Linked DNA regions of Homo sapiens: region 2 is linked to region 1. The links are chromatin loops, found by intact Hi-C in ENCODE. Cell type or tissue: chondrocyte. All regions are shown on one strand. Each heading gives the region's core, and the rest is flanking DNA. Links, peaks and the distances in the headings are about the cores only.

The links. A loop is a pair of places that touch in the nucleus more often than their neighbours do. Peaks named below come from ENCODE experiments on the same cell type or tissue, not always from the same donor. Only the 100,000 strongest peaks of a DNase experiment are listed, where the experiment ranks them.
Region 2: a loop joins it to region 1, with 2.8 times the contacts of the local background. A loop is called at or near these places in 11 of 110 quality-filtered maps.

What each region holds. Positions count from the first base shown.
Region 1 is chr2:94,868,593-94,871,497 of GRCh38, reverse strand. TEKT4 (tektin 4) reads right to left here and starts at 68. Exons shown (of 6, transcript NM_144705.4): 1 at 1-68. LOC442028 (a long non-coding RNA gene) reads left to right here. Exons shown (of 10, transcript NR_037597.1): 10 at 801-2,813. RefSeq lists enhancers at 1-244, 758-1,271. In chondrocyte, for the core only: CTCF peaks have their summits at 758 and 957 (motif pointing right); DNase peaks (open chromatin) are centred at 967, 1,127, 1,767, 2,107 and 1 weaker place.
Region 2 is chr2:95,113,782-95,116,686 of GRCh38, reverse strand. It overlaps MRPS5 (mitochondrial ribosomal protein S5), which reads left to right. Exons shown (of 12, transcript NM_031902.5): 3 at 1,484-1,621. Among named protein-coding and RNA genes, the nearest start is that of MRPS5, 6.6 kb to the left of the region's middle. In chondrocyte, for the core only: CTCF peaks have their summits at 936 and 1,150 (motif pointing right); no DNase peak of the experiment used is centred there.

The DNA of each region.
Region 1 (2,905 bases), core at 2-2,501:
GCAGCTCCAACGGCTCAGTCCCAGAGCAGGACGCGGCTCCCAGTCGCTTGGGTGACACTGTGTAAACCAAGAGCTTCCTGTTGCCAAGAAACGGGATCTCTTCTCCAGTAGCTAGGGGAGGGGCATTCAGGGTGGTGGGCAGAACTGCCCTCTTAAAGGGCCAGGCAGCCCCAGCCCCACCATCCCTGTCCCCGCCTCGGGGCAATCAACAGTGGCCAAGGGTTCCTGTCACTTAGAGGATCCTGGGGCCAGCCCGTCTCCAGCCTCTGAGTCCCACCCTTAGGGTTCAGGGTGTGGGTGGGGACCTACTGCCCTGGCCCCTTCCTTGGTTCATCCATTTGTTCCTGGTTTGCGCTCTGATCCTGTCCTGTGCGGAGCTCCGCGCTCAGGGTGAACAAGACAGGAGACTCTGCTCAGTTGCAGCCACCTCAGGGCAGAGGGCTGTGGCTGTCGTGTGGGTGTTGGGTGTGCTGACTGATAGTGTTACTTGATGCCGTACAGGTGGCTGCTCTCCCTGCCCTCCTGGCCCCAACAGCAGCCTGGTAGCACAGGGAGGGTTCCAGGCCAGGTCCCCTCGGGGGCAGTCTGAGGCAGTTCCTGCAGGAACTCTGCTCCATTTTCTCCTGCACCTAGTGCCTGAGAGCCAGGCCCTGGCCTCTGGCCTTCTCCTCCCAAGTCCAAGCCAGGGTCCCCTCAGGCTGGGCACAGCGGGGAGGGAGTCTGAGTGTGCTCTTCGCTGGGGAGTTGAATTCAGCCTCTGGGTAAGTGTCCAGAGTCAGACGCCCAAATCTGCCCCACAGGGCGGAGGCAGGTCCTGTGCTGCGGAGGCTGCCCTCAAAGCCATTCAGGGCCAGGCTGCCTGGCGGAGGCTGGATGGGCAGGAAGCGCCCCAGGACACATCGGAGTCCCCCTAACCTGGGGCCAGGGGAGCCCCAGCCTAGGCGCGATTCCCCACACGGCCAGCGGAGGGCGACGTTGGTCTGGCACTGAGAAGCCTGCGGCTCCTGGCTCGGCCTCCCCTCCGTCTGCCTGGCGCATGCAGTCCTGGGGACCCCCAGCCCCTCCGGCCTCCTCTTCTCTGAGAGCCCCCCACCAGAAAGTCCTCACTAGGAAGTCCATACCCTTCCTACAGCACAGACCTCTGGGCCCCTGTTCTCTCCACCTTCACCCCCTCTCCCACCACAGCCCACACCCTCACTCCAGCCACAGGAGCCGGAGCTCCTCCTGGGCCATTCCCACCACCCCGCCCAGGGTCTCTCCAGCCCCACCATGTGCCGGCCAGTGCCCTCCTCCTGGACCTGACCTCCCCCCGTCCTGGCCTCTCCCGCGGCCAGAACCCTCAGTCCATGCTGCTGTCACCACGGTGCGCCTGGCCTGACACAGCCTCCTGATGGGGCTTTTGAGGACAGCAGCCCGGAGACTTACCCTAACCCAGGCCGAGTCAGAACCTGTGGCAGGCGGCCTGGGAACCTCTTCTTACTGTCCATCAAAATTGGGAGGTCAGGGGACCTTCAGGGACTGGTGTGGTCTGAGAAACATCCTCGAGCCTCGCCATGACTCAGTTTCCCCAGATGGCAGCAGGCTGGAGCCCACACGCAGGGCAGGATGCCAGGCTCCACCTTTTGTCTGGAACCTGCATTCACTGGGCACCTCTCTTTAGGCAGAGCAGAGCAGAGCTGCCCGTGTTTGTCCCCTGATCTGTGGCCCCAGGAGCCCGAGAGACCACCTGAGCCAACGAGAAGGCCTCTGGGCCAGAGCCCAGCTCTGCGAAGTGGGAGACTTCTCAGCCTCCACTTCCAGGTGCCCTGAAGTCGTTGGCAGGGGGTGCTGCCTGCTTGGGGCTCCCAGACTAAGGGAACACATTCATGTGGTGACCACGATAGGCCCTGCAGGCTGAGGCACAGGATTTGACCAAGGACGCATCAGAGATAGGAGACTGGGCCCTCACTCCTGCCAGCTGCAAACTCCCAAAGCCCCCAGCCCTCTCATGGGGTGAAGATGCCCTGAAGGACACTCCAGTGTGCTCCCACCTCTGGGTTCTGCCAGCCAGAGAGTGGGACCCTCAGGCCACATGTGTCTTGCTGGATCTCAGCTTTAGGGACCCATCGTGCTGGCAGCTCCCTGAGACCTGGGTCAGGGGGTGTCCATTAGAGCACCTTGGTCAGGACCCAGAGATGGGGAGGGCAGTTGGCATCTCCAGAAAGCAGGAGGTGGGGCATGGCTCTGTGACAGACGTCCCTGTGACAGGGAGGATTGGAGGGACAGAGGGGCGTGCTCAGGGGCGGAGGGGCAGATGAGGCCACCAAAGGGCACCTTGAACACTGGATGGCCCCAGGAAGGCCCTTGAACCCCATCCTGATTGATCCAGGGCCTGTGACCTTGGCCCAGACTGCAGGCCTGGGGACTTGAGTTCCTTTAGTTTCTTAAGAAACTACTATACTCCTTTTTGGCATAGCTGTACGATTTTACATTCCCACCAGTAATGTGTGAAAGCTCTAGTTTTTACTCATGCTCCTCAGCGTTTGATGTTTTATTTTTATTTTAGCTATTCTGATATATATGTGTTAGTCATTGTGGTCTTAATTTGCAAATTTCTAATGACTAATGATATTTAACACCTTTTCTTGTTCATAATTAAATACCATCTGTATTCCTTTTCGCATATCATCAACACAACCGTGAAAAATCAGAACAAAATTTTTCAGACGACTTCAAAATTTTTAGAACAATACTCAAGGGAAAAGGTGTTTATTTAGAACAATGAAAACAATGAGACATTAACTTCCAGGTTAAATAAAGTTGATTGTGTGCATAAAAATGGTGAAAATATTAGACTTCCTTGGCAAAAGAAGAAAGGGGAAGACTTTATATTTTCTGAAATAATATTCATCATTTGTCTTTGGTT
Region 2 (2,905 bases), core at 195-2,694, 240 kb before region 1:
CCAGGGCAATTGTTAACTGAGATGGGGACTTCATGGTCTGAAATTAATAATAATTCAGAGAATAAGAACAAAACCAAAACTGGTAATTGATCATTGATAATCTGTAACTGAGTAATTTAGCATAAGCTGATGCCATCTCCTGTTATAAAAATTATAACACGTTTTAAACAAAGTTGGTTGTAACAGTGTATTTTAAGTGACTGTTTCTCAAATCTAAAGTCAATTTCTTTCTGCTTTTGACAGTTGGACCTTTTAAGGTACATTATTAGATAGGAGAAGTATTTCAGGCTTTCAAAAAAAGTTAATTCTAAATTTATTAGTAATGATTTTACACTTTTTAAAGTATATCAGAGATTGCAGTGCTAAACAGTACAAGATTAAATATCTTATTTAATATTAAGTTAATAATTAAATATTTAATATTTAGTATTAAGTTACTTATGTTAATATTAAATAAGATATTTTATTGAAAATTAAAGAGCTGGCCAGGCGCGATGGCTCATAGCTGTAATCCCAGCACTTTGGGAGGCCGAGGCGGGTGGATCACGAGGTCAGGAGTTCAAGACCAGCCTGGCCACCATGGTGAAACCCTGTCTCTACTAAAAATACAAAAATTAGCTGGGTGTGGTGGCGCATGCCTGTAATCCCAGCTACTTGGGAGGCTGAGGCAGGAGAATCGCTGAACCTGGGAGGTGGAGGTTGCAGTGAGCTGACATCGCGCCACTGCAATCCAGCTTGGGTGACAAGAGCAGAACTCCGTCTCAAAAAAAAAAAAAAAGAAAATTAAGGAGCATACAAGAAAAGCTAAAGCTAAAGTGTATGCTGCATGATGGAATTTAGAATGATGAAGTCCTGAGTTTAAAAATGAAAAGCCCGTATTTCCTGTCTACTTTTTTATTGACTAATTCATTAAGTGAGCTAAGAGGGAACTCAGTGTGTCATCTGTCTTCCTCTGTGCAGTTGAGTAACTCATCTCCCAGAGGCAACCGTTGTTTCCAGGTTCTTACATACTTCTGGGTTAGTCTATAAAATGCATTCACACCCACTCCTTGTTTTTTAACATGAAGAGTAGGATAGTGTACATGCTCTCCTGCACCTTGCTCTTCTGACCTGGCCAGTTGCAGGTCTTTCCACAGCAATACGTTGCTGGCTGTTTACAGCAGAGGGCGCCAATTGCCCAGAGTAGACTGCTGACCTAGGTTAGCGAATGCAGTGCTGAAACTGCGGTATGGACAAATCTGCTTCTTTCTTTACCCAGCTGCCCCCGTTGTGCGGATGAACTATAACTTTCCCAACTAGGCTGGGCATTTAGGTTGTTATTGATCAAAAGTTTTATTTTTAAAAGAAAGACTCCTAAAAATCTGATTCTTAAAAGTTCAGGATTTTAGTGACTTATTTTTGTTAGTAATGATTATTTGATGCTAGCAGTGTTTTTCCACAGCTGTGAAACATCTAACTCAAAGTTTAACCCATCTGCCTACAGGCCATTTGTCATCACTGGGAACCAGAGACACCCATCCCTACGCCAGCTTGAGCCGTGCACTGCAGACACAATGCTGTATTTCTTCTCCCAGTCACCTGATGAGCCAGCAGTATAGACCATATAGTTTCTTCACTAAATGTATGTAGAATGGCCACAAACTTCCTGTTTCTTGAAACAGGAAAAGGATTTCTTATATCTGAATTTTTCTTCTTTTTTACATGAATTAAGATTTTAGTGATTAGTTTACAATGTACTGTTAAAATGAAAATGTTCCTTGATGTACATCCTAGAATTATCTCACATGCTACCAGTTGTATTCTGGGGAGTACTAGTTTGCTTTAGTCCCCTTGTTTGGGGCACCTGAGGCCTGAAGGGTATTGAATCATGGCCCATATCTCTTGCTGACTTAGATTCACACCAAGAATATACTCATGTTTTCATTCGTGCCTTAGTTGAGGAGACAGGACATCTAATTGGAAAAAGTTAATTGTAAGGAGATATTGTTCACTAACACTAGTCTTATTTGTGATAGCATTTAAAAGAGTCTAATCTGAACTGAGACTAGCTTGTCAGGTAACAAATGGAGATTGAGTTTAAAACTCAGCATTAGGCAAATTAAAAGAAATTAGGATTGGCCGGGCGCGGTGGCTCATGCCTGTAATCCCAGCACTTTGGGAGGCCGAGACGGGTCGATCACAAGGTCAGGAGATCAAGACCATCCTGGCAAACACAGTGAAACCCTGTCTCTACTAAAAATACAAAAACAAAATTAGCCAGGCATGGTGGCGGGCGCCTATAGTCCCAGGTAGTCCCAGCTACTTGGGAGGCTGAGGCAGGAGAATGGCGTGAACCCGGGAGGCGGAGCTTGCAGTGAGCTGAGATCGTGCCACTGCACTCCAGCCTGGGCCACAGAGCGAGACTCCATCTCCAAAAGAAAAAAAAAAAGAAATTAGGATTATAAAGGCAATTCATGATTAGTTTAGAATATTTGGTAAATACAGAAAAATAAAAAAGAGATAATCACCTGTATTCCTACTATGAAATACTGAGTTTGCTGCCTTTTTTTTTTTTTTTTTTTTTTTTGGGAGATGGAGTCTCGCTTTGTCACCAGGCCGGAGTACAGTAGTGCGATCTCGGCTCACTGCAACCTCCACCTCCCGGGCTTGAGCGATTCTCCTGCCTCAGCCTCCCAAGTAGCTGGGACTACAGGGGCGTGCCACCACACCCAGCTAATACTTGTATTTTTAGTAGAGATGGGGTTCCACCATGTTGGCCACAATGGTCTTGATCTCTTGAACTTGTGATCCACCTGCCTCAGCCTCCCAAAGTGCTGGGATTACAGGCGTGAGCCACCGTGCCTGGCCTTCTGCTTTTTTTAATGTAATATATTGCATTTTTCCGTGGACTTCTGCAGTGCGACGT